Linked DNA regions of Homo sapiens: region 1 is linked to region 2. Evidence: read pairs that join two places in POLR2A ChIA-PET (ENCODE). Cell type or tissue: GM12878. All regions are shown on one strand. Links, peaks and the distances in the headings refer to the core of each region. The heading gives the core; the rest is flanking DNA.

The links. Peaks named below come from ENCODE experiments on the same cell type or tissue, not always from the same donor. Only the 100,000 strongest peaks of a DNase experiment are listed, where the experiment ranks them.
Region 1: POLR2A ChIA-PET joins it to region 2 with 10 read pairs; 2 of 35 experiments call an interaction of 5 or more read pairs at or near these places.

What each region holds. Positions count from the first base shown.
Region 1 is chr6:137,738,624-137,744,003 of GRCh38, reverse strand. It overlaps LINC02539 (long intergenic non-protein coding RNA 2539), which reads left to right and starts at 4,967. Exons shown (of 2, transcript NR_121619.1): 1 at 4,967-5,295. RefSeq lists a silencer at 2,930-2,979. In GM12878, for the core only: no CTCF peak of the experiment used is centred there; no DNase peak of the experiment used is centred there.
Region 2 is chr6:137,654,628-137,660,007 of GRCh38, reverse strand. No RefSeq gene overlaps it. Among named protein-coding and RNA genes, the nearest start is that of LINC03004, 8.3 kb to the left of the region's middle. In GM12878, for the core only: no CTCF peak of the experiment used is centred there; no DNase peak of the experiment used is centred there.

The DNA of each region.
Region 1 (5,380 bases), core at 138-5,137, 84 kb before region 2:
CTGTTACGAGCTACACCTATTCATGTCTGTTGGTGTAACTTCCCCACTGATTTCAGAAAACCTTCCTTCCACCACTTTACACTAACTCATAAGCTGCAATCCTTCCCAAGCAAATTTCCGGTCTTTGTCAAGGTAGACTATGAGATTTACTGTAGTATTTATTCATTTTTTAACCATTTAATATGTATGAAACTGTGCCATTCTTTTTATCAGGTTATCTCCTTTCTTTCTTTCTTTTTTTTAATTTTGAGATAAGATCTCTCTCCTTCACCCAGGCTGGAGTGCAGTGACTCAGTCACAGCTCACTGTAGCTTCGACATCCCAGGCTCAGGTGATTCTGCCACCTCAGCCTCCTGAGTAGTTGGGACTCCAGGGGCATGCCACCACACCCGGCTAATTTTCTGCATTTTTTTTTTAATAGATTCAGGATTTCACCATGTTGCCCAGGCTGGTCTTGAACTTCTGAGCTCAAGTGATTTGCCTGCCCCGGCTTCCCAAAGTGCTGGGATTACAGGTGGGAGCCACCATGCCCGGCCAGTTGCTGACATTTTTAAGTGTTGTGCCCCAATCACATTTTTTGCATAAGACCTTTGGTTGTTACCGTGTGTATTTTGCATGGCACAGAGTTTTTTTTTTTTTTTTTTTTTTTTTTACAAACACTATGTTATATGAGAGCAGAACAGACTGGATGAGATCATTCAGTGGGTGAGTGTAGATACAGAAGAGGCCAAGGGTTGCATCCAGGGACACATCAACTATAACAGGCCTAGGAGAAGAGGAGCCAGCAAAGGAGCTGTCTGGTGAGATAGGAGGAAACCCAGGAGACCATGGTGTTCTGGAAGTAAAGTGAAGAAAGTTCAAAGAAGGCTTGAATGCCCACATCTGGCTCTGCAGAGAGACCAAGAAAAAGAAGAGGACTCACTGCGAAGTGACCACTGAATTAGTACTATGGTGGTCTTGAATAATTTTAATAAGTTCGATTTCAGTGGAAGGGCAGGGATAAGCCTAACTGGAGAGAATTTAATAGAAAAAAGAAAAAGAATAATACATTTAAAAAATAATCATGGAATACGTTTGATTTTGATACATGTCTTTTTCAAATAAGCTTTGTCATTAAGTGCATATTTATGTCTTCTTTGGTATCTGATAGATCAGGATCTGTTTATAATTTTTAAAGATTACTATAAAGTTCTGGCCAGGCATGGTGGCTCATGCCTATACTCCCAGCATTTTGGGAGGCCGAGGCAGGAGAATCACTTGAGACCAGGAGTTCAAGACCAGCCTGGGCAACATAGCGAGACACCCCCTCACCCTCTTTTTCTTTTTTTTTTTTTTTGAGACCCAGGCATGAGTGCAGTTGCGCTATCTTGGCTCACTGCAACCTCCACCTCCTGGGTTCAAGCAATTTTCCTGCTTCAGCCTCCCAAGTAGCTGGGATTATAGGTGCGAACCACCACACCCAGCAAATTTTTTTTTTTTTTGTATTTTTAGTAGAGATGGGGTTTCACCATGTTGGCCTGGCTGGTCTCGAACTCCTGACCTCAGGTGATCTGCCTGCCTCGTAATCCCAAAGTGTTGGGATTACAGGCGTGAGCCACTGTGTCCAGCCTTTTTTTTTTTTTTTTGATTACTTTAGAGTTCCTACTATGTGCCTGACATCATCTGTTTAAGAGAGCTGATGCTAGAATTGAGACAGACATTCTTGTGAATTCTGGTTCTGCCACTCACTAGTTGTCTAAAGTAAGGTTTACCCTTTAGGTTCCTAAAATGAGGTTAATATCCTAACTCAGTTTGTTGTTGTCAGGGTTAGGTAAGTGAAGTGCTTAGCATGGTGTCTGACACACAGAATGGGCTCATGAATGTTACTATTAATATTTTTCAGTCTGGGCACAGTGGCTCACATCTGTAATCCCAGCACATAGAGAGGCCAGGTGGATTGCTTGAGCCCAGGAGTTTGAGACCAGTCTGGGCAACATGGTGAAACAACATCTCTCCAAAAAAAAAAAAAAAAGCAAAAAAATAGCCAGGCATGGTGGTGTATACCTGTGGTCCCAGCTTAAATTTGGGAGACAAAACAGAAAATCAATTTAAAAAGTATATAAATGGTTGATGCACAATTAGTGCCCAAACAGGCTGAGACACCTTGGAGTTAAGATGACCAGGCAAAGTGAGATTTAAAATAGAACTTAAGTAAGAAGTCATTCTGAGAAGGGATCTTAACTTTTACTATATACCTGCCACTCTGCATGGGGCCGTAAGTACAGTCATGTGTTTAAGCCTCACACTCAACTATGATGAGGCATTCTTATTCCCAGTTCTTGGGTGAGAAGACAGGCTTTGAGACGCTCATTCACTTGCTCTGGGTCATCAGTTAGTAGGAGAGCTAGAGTCAGCCTGGGCATGCTCATCTCCAAAGTCCATGCTTGGTGGTGGCAGAGCAGTCTAGCAGGGAGGTGCTAAAGGTCAGCTCCACTCTCTGCCATTTGCAGACGATAATAAGAAACAAACAAAACACCCATAGCATGTAAAGCCTCATGTTAGCCTGATAAAGTACATCATCTAGAGAACCATATTAAAGGAAAAAACCCCAAAGAAACAAGCTGCATATTTTTGCTCTTGACTTTTTTTCCTTGGGTAGAGTGAATCTGTGGCAAAAAGCGGTTCAAAGGAAGGTGAGGGAGAAACAAAGGTGGGGAATGATCAACAAGTGCCTAGCAAGAGGTGATTGCACTTACGGGAAAACAGTTCCCGTCCAGTGTGGTTTCTGTTTCCCCACCGGGCTAGCTGATCTGGGATTTCATCTCTCCATGGGTTGCATTGCAGCAGTCCTGGTTCCCGTGTAGTTCCTGCTGGGATATCTAACAGGTGGACAGGCATTTAGATTTCCAGCACGACTCCACCCTGGCTGAGCCCCTCATTCAAGCTAAGAATGTAAGGACAGCAGGTGGCCTGCAGGGTGTGCTCTGAGGAGCTGCCCAAATCACTCTCCATTACCTGGGCATTAAGCGTTCTTAAAGAGCCTCCTTAAGCAGAGTTTAACTGGAAGAGATACATTGTCATTGTTGTTTTCTTAGAGTTCAGTTTTTGGAAGGAAAAGAGGTATATTGTGTTGCTAGTCATCAAGTTAGCTGCTTAAAGCATTAGCAAGGACAGTCTATTCACCCACTGTCACCTGGCAAAGGCTGTGACTCTGAAGGATAAACCCACGACAGATAAGTTTTGATGGACTGAGAGAAAATGAAACATGGGTCTTTGTCAGGCTCCCGTGAGACTTGGAAGGAGGGCCTTGATGGGGAGGTGTACGTGGTTCCCAGAGCTGTCATAACAAATGACCGCAAACTGGGTGGCTTAAAACAACAGACATTTATTCTTTCATAGTTCTAGAGGCCAGAAGTCTGAAATCAAGATGTAGGAGGGTTGGTTCCTTCTGGACATTTTGAAAGAGTCTGTTCTATGCCTTTGTTCTAGCCTCTGGGAGTTGCTTCTGGGAATTGCTGGCAATCTTTGGTTTTCCTTGGATTGTAGAGGCCGCTCTCCAGTCTCTGCCTTTGTCTTCACCAGCTGTTTTCCATGTGTGTCTCTGTCTCTGTGTGTCTTCTCTTCTTATAAGGACACTGGTTGTATTTTATTAAAGGCTCATCCTACTCCAAGATGACCTCATCTTAACTAGTTGCATCTGCAATAACTCTATTTTCAAATAAGATAACATTCTGAGATCCTGGAAAGAACATGAATTCTCGGGGACATTCCCCAACCCGGTAAAGAGGGAAGCATAAAACCATGAGGTGTTATTGTTTGGGGATAGAGAATAATGAGGAAAAGAGAGGAAGAGTCTTGAAGGAATAGTTGAAAAGATACAGAATGCTAGTAAAGCAGGCAGGATTTAACACAAAATAGATATCCCATCGAATGGGGAACTCGAGGAGAGTTTAAAGAAGGAACTGTTTCCATGAGTGTCAGAGTTAAGTAAAAAGTCAAGCAAACTAGGGGCAGTGAAGCCTTCCCCAGTAACAGTGGCAGGGCTCCATTTTCCCCAATCCTGCTGCCCTTCCCCTTGTCAGAGCTGTACCGTCAGGGCTGCTGCCAATGGCCTGCTCCATGGTGCCTTCAGGTCCTGCCCTAGGCCCTCCCTGATGCTGGGATGCCTATGCCTATGGGACCCTGCCTGGCCTTCTGGCATGTGCAACCTGGAAATGTGGGTGAATCAGTGGGGTTGCGCTTCTCTTAAAGAATGAGGGGCGGAAGGCAACTGGTGCACATTCCTTGTCTTCCTCCCTAGCAGACTGTCTGAGGTGTATTTCATAAGATTCCACGGAAGATTCTGAGGAATGAAGCACCCATTGACAACAGCAATGGCCAACTCAGTAATTCATCCTTGTCGGCTTTGAACCTCCCTGTTGTTCACTCTTCTTGCCCCTCATTCCTCTTCTCTAAGCTGAGTTCCCAAATAGATCACCTGCACCCAAGCCTTTGTCTCAGGCTCTTCTTTGGCAGAAGGGGTAAAGGGAGTGTGGAGCTACTGGGGCAAAAGGGAGGGGGAGAGGCAGGGGACAGAGCAGGAGCAAGCTGAAGGTGAAGACAAATTGCTGTCTCTGGGGAAGAATGCAGTGACTGCCAACTCTTGGACCAGCAGGCAACAGGGAGGGGAAGCACACAGTCCAACCCAACCTCCTCTCCCACTCGCTGGCCCCTGCAAAGACATTCCATGGCTGAAGCAAACCCCAGAGAGTGAGGAAGGAATTCATTTAATAGAGGTCAGCCTCCTAGAGCACAGAGCAGGTGGGAAGGATGGAAAGGAGAGCTGGAAACAAATAGAGAAGGCCCAGCATGACTAGGTTTGTTCACATATCAGTTTTCTCTCCTACTGACCATGAGTCCTACACAATTGACGCAACATTGACGTAATTCACAAGGTCATCTTTTCAAAAGGATAAGTGCTTCTAAGACGAAGTTACTTTTCCAACTGCACAGGAAGAACTTGTCTGTTACCTAGATTCTTATATTTATTTAAAATTTTTGAGCATAATGGTCTTAGTAAGCCTGGCCATCATCTGAGTTAAACAGCCTAGTATATTAGGAAGAAACTGGACTAGAATTTGGAACAACCCTGGTGCAAATCCCAGCTCTGCTACTAACAAGTGGTGTACCGTTAAGCAAGTGCCCTAACCCTTCTGGATCTCAGTTTCTTATCCCAAAATGGGTTTAAAGTCTCAGCCATATATCACAAAATTTTTGTGAGGATTCAATGAAATACGATATTGTAGATGGTGGCTTTTAAAAAAATTACTCATTTGGGTAAGTGCCTCTGTTTTCTTATATTCATAGATATTGATGGATATTATTAATGAATTATACCGAGTTCTGAACATGAGAGGATTTC
Region 2 (5,380 bases), core at 327-5,326:
AGGAACCAGAACATTGCTGGGAGGTGGCAAGGCACCTGACGAGCCTTTAAAAACTACCAATGCCTGCCCCTCGACAGCTTGGTGAATGTGGTCAATTTCATCAGCTAAAAGAATAAGAATTTTTAATAAAATCATAAAGGTATTAACTGATTGAAACATAAAGGCCTCCTTTTATGCATACAATTTCCTTCTATAACATACCTGGAAAGTAGTCAGGAAAACATTGAACACCAGCAATCATAGGAATTTAATTATTTCTCAAAACAACTCGTTTAATTTTCTAGCAAATTTAGTAGTTTGGAATATTATTTTTAAATTAATACCTATCTATTTTCCTTTAATTCATGCAGTGTCCAAGTTCTGCCCTTTCAAAACAGGAAAAGTAAATCTTAGCTTCTACATCTCAGCCCTTCAGTTGTTTAATGGCACACATCCACCTTTCTTAAATAAATCCTGGATATTTGCATAATCACTTTTTAGATAGCTGAGTTTCAAATCCCATCACTGTCCTGGATACATTTCTAAAGGAAAAGCTCCTAATGGTCAATATTTAATTTAAAGCAGTGGCTAGGGTTCTGATTTAGTTGTTTTGGGTTAGGGCTCAGAGACATTGGTAGTCATCTAAGCTCCCCAGGTGATTCTAATTTGCAGCCAGGGATGAGACTCCCTGAAGGTTAGTGGCCCAGCTCTGGACTTGGACCCTCTGGTGAGAGGTCCCTTGGAAAGAGCTTCAAATAGGCAAATGAAATTGCTACTTTTCTTGTTCTAGACACAAATTCTGGTAGGCAATCCAAGTCACACATGCAATGTTAGTGACAGTTAGATACACTCTGGCTCACATGGAGCTTAAGGTCAGTCCAAACACTTAGATATTTGTCCCATGAATTTCCATTAAGTTACACCTTCCTGGTTTTGTATATGTGAAGCTGATCTTTGACTCTAAGTCTGGAGTTTTTTGGTTTTTCCTTTTGTTTGGTTTTACTTATTGCCTGTAACTATATTAGTAGTTGTATCAAAGAAAATAATAGCTGAGCGCTAAACATGGCCTATGTGTGGGGCTAAATGCATTGTCATTTAATCCATTATTTTATTGAATCTCCACAGCAATCCTATGGGAATGATAATCTCACGATCCCCCATTTCACAGCTGAGAAAACTGAGACCTAGACAACAGATTAGATTGGGTCCGTCACGCTAGTCTGTAAAAGCCCTTTGAGGATTCTAATTCTGTCACACTGGTGTAAAATTTTTTCTATATGTATAGCCTCCTTCCTACCGCAAATGTCAGCTTTTCATCAGCACCCACAGATGTGATCTCTGTACCATATAAATCCCCTTCAGTTAGCTGTGAAAATGTGGAACAGGAGGGAGTCTCAGTGCTGAGTCTGACCATGAGAGACCTCCAACCAGGATCCTTTAACCTGCATGTTAGAGCTACATCAGTGCAAGCAACTCATACCCATCAACATAGGCATATTTTCCCCACTGTCTGCAAGGATGTCATGGGACTCTAGGTCAATGCCATGCTAAATCTCTATTCACTGCTGTTACTTCTCCAGTAAACCCATCAGTCAAGGCAATGAGCACTGTCCAGATGCACGTGCTCTAATGAACCAGATGCTCCCTCCCAGAAATCATTATGTCTCCCCAGGGTCACCATGTCATTACATCACAGACCATCCTTTTAATACATTTCCCTAGAATTTTATCTAATACCAATATCAGTCTTGCTGATCTATAGTCTGCAGAGTCCAAATCAATATGTTATGTGCTACTTTTTTTCTTTTTTGAGTATCTCCCTTGCTCTATGTGCTACTAAAAGATCATTTTTGGCAGTTAAGAAACCACTTCTCTCTGTTTTCACTCTAATGTGCCTGAGCCACAGAGAACTGACTACATTTGATAGGCTCCATTTGATTAGTGTTATATTTTCCAAAAATTCCCAACAAATCTTGGATTTCCATTGACTTACCTTTCTCTCTCTGAACAGCCTTCTCTACAGAAAATACTGAACTGGGGATGATCTGCTTTCTGTCTGATATCTGTCAACATTACCTCACTTGCTCCAGGCAGTAGGCAAATTGCTTCCTTGTTCTTCTTGCTCAAATAAAACTTAAAACCCCCATTGTAATTTCCCTTCACATTTTCCTAATATTGAGTTTTGTATCCTTTTCAAGTCTTAGCTTATTCTGGGTGGTAGCCTTCCTGACACCTTAAGCTCATAATTGCATGCTAAGTAAACATTTGAACCAAAACTATGAATACAAAGCTAAATAATGAGTCAGATAGAAATTCCAACATCAAGACGAAATGTGTTATCTGTACAATCTTTCTTCTTTTATGAACAGGTGGACCACCTCCATACCAAATTCAAAATATCTTACTATGAAGTCACTTTTCTCAGAACTTTCTGAGAAAGTTCAGAGAAGTATGCAAGTATCATTTTTCTTTGTTTTACATGCAAAGAAACAGATCCACCAAATTCTTCCAGAAGCTAGAGAGTGACCAGGGTCATGAGTCACCTGCATATATTTTTGAGTTGAGGGCTCTTTGCAACCATCTCAGCTGATTCTCAGCCACATCCAGCCACATCCAGCAACTGACTAAAACAGCACCTGTCTTTCTAACTGACATAATGAGAAAGAATTACAAGCAAAGCTGACAAGAATGATTCTGTTCTTCCAGGAGCTGAGGGCAACAACAAGAAACCTTATAGGCCACTGTGGTATAACAAAGACTTGGGAAAGCCTACTTATTGTACTGGAAAGTGTTTTATTCCAGAAAGTTATATTGCTATCACTTATGTTTCTGATGTCCTTTCTGATGTCCTCTTATCACCAGCCAAACCCAGGAATTTGGGGATGGCGCTGTTGTAGGAATTTTTCCTTAGTTCAGCTAAAGACAGGGTCCTTGTCACATGAACACAAAAAATTAGGCTTGCAGACAATTTGAGGAGGGCAGGGTTTTTTTGGTGGAAAGGAAAAAAACTCAGCAAAGAGAGAGAGGTTCCTGTTAACAGGCCCCATCTCAGATTGAATACCCAGGTTGCCACACCGGATGAGGAGAGGCCAGGCTCCCCTCTTGCAAACAGCGTGAACTTCCTGAAGCTCCATGCCAGTGCGCACTCCTCCCAGTGTGCAGACCGGTTGGAGTTTTTCTGGGTCCCTCTCCTATTTGGCTGTCTCATTCCCCCTCTGAAGAAGTACATCTAACTGCCTTTAAAAGAAGGATAAGATCAAAGACCAATCTTAACTGCTTTCTACTGACAAGGGACATTGTTTTGGGGAAAATGGCCATCAGAGCTCCCTCAGAGGCCTATCTAAGGGAGCCTGGCAGAATGGGCCATTGTCCAAGGCTCCAGTTGCATGACCATTTGGAGTTTGATGGACTGAAGGGGAGAAGAGAAAAACTGGATTATTAGAAAATATGTATCAAAATAAAACAAGGCCGGGGCCGGGGGGCGGGTTAAGGACAACTTAAAAATTCTGAGGCCTTTTACCAGTTTGCACAGGGAGCGGGAGGCCAAAAGCCCAACTGGTGAAAAAAACTTTACCCTTTTGCCAGCATGTTGGGCTTCTGGGTTCCCTTCACCTGAGCCCTGTCCTAAGCCAACCAGTTTGAGGTTTGGGAAATTAACTTTCCCCAGTTTGGAGAATGCATTTGAGGGGAGTGTCCCATAGTACAGAGACACAATTACCCATCAATGAGGAGAGGACAGAGGAGGAAAAAGGAAAGAAGAAAGCATTTTTTTCCAAAGGAGTCCCACGGATTCAAGATGCATTTGAAAGGGATACAGACTGAAGATGAATGGCTACCCACCTAGAAAGAGCAGAACAGGTGTCCCTGGTTCCCTTCTTTTCCTAGCAAATACCAGGATACATGAGGGAGAAAAAGAAGAACATCCTCTTTCCCTCCTCCATCCTTGCATCCCCAAGTCCCAGCAACCTTGGCAGGTGCTGCCCATTGGTGCCAAAGCAGCTTACACTCATGAAGAAGGGAAGGCCTAGAGAATAGGAATTATCTGCTTTTATCTATGTCTCTTTTTCCCCTACATCAGCAGCCTTGGAATTCACTAGACCCCATTTATACCATGGATACTAGCATGATCCTTATCCATGAAATGGAAGGCTTGGCTTAATCGGCAGGAATTAGCCATGCTCACCTGCACTGTGTCTGATAGGACTGAGTTGTTTGCAAAAATAGACTTTAGTTTTATATATGGCCTGATTATTTGCATAAATTGCAGCAAGAATAACTATTTCTACATAGACCTTTTAGATTGGCTTTGATGGAATTCTGTTCCACAAGGAATCTCAGATGATATCTTTTAAAGCCAAGCCCAACCATGGTTTTATATCCACAAATAACTGTGAGTTGGGTGATCCATTCCTCTTAAGGTCCCAAGATAAACTTGGAGATCCTTGGCCAGTTAGAAAGTGACATTCTTTACTGATCACAGGTCAGGAACCCTGTACAGGGACTGCGTAGACAAGGGTATGAGGACAGTTTTTCCTGCGGGGTTTTATCAGCTCTGCAAGTCAAGCTTGACTCCTCAAAGAGAAGCATACCCTTATAATCAAACCCTTGGTAAAACAACTGGTTTCTCCACTTGCATCCTGTTGCAAAAGAAAAATGGATTCTTACTGCACTGATGCAAACAACTATATTGCCATAAGTTAAGAATACTCACAGATAGTTTCCAAATTCTAGAGGAACCAGGCAGAGAGAGAGAGAGACAAATAGGCTCCAAATTTTGTTCACAGGAGTATAGCTTACTCAGTTATTAAAGGCTGTAAATACTTCAAAATAAGTTTTCTTAACCCTGAAAAACAAAACGGGGATCAGCAATATTCCAACAAAAGTTAAAAAGATTGTTTCAGTTTTGAGTTCAGTCCATTAGTTCTAGTTTTGCTTGATATTCATGAACACTTCAGCTCTTCATGAGTCATGTACATTTTTCCTTTATTCCAATGTTACAATCTCCAAAGTTATCAGAAACCTGTATTTGAGAGGACCTGTCAAAGTTCTATAGCTCAGTATAAACCATCTTTTGAAAAGCATTAAAACAAGACAACCATTGTCTGTGAATAACAAAATGTCCAGGGTAGTTACAGTTAGAAACACAATTGACAAAGAAGTTTGGTTATCTCTGTGATTTACAATAACCTAACATACCAACCTTAATTATGATTGATAGCATATACTCAGACATTAGAATTGTAGAAATCCCATATAATTTTGAGCATATGCTAGCATTACTCACAAAAATATTACCTAAAGTATATTGAACATCATTTTGGCAGTCCCATGTACCTAAACATGTTTACCTCTCTTTTCTGGACACTCCAGGGGCCCTCTGAAGTATCTGAAAAGCCAGGAG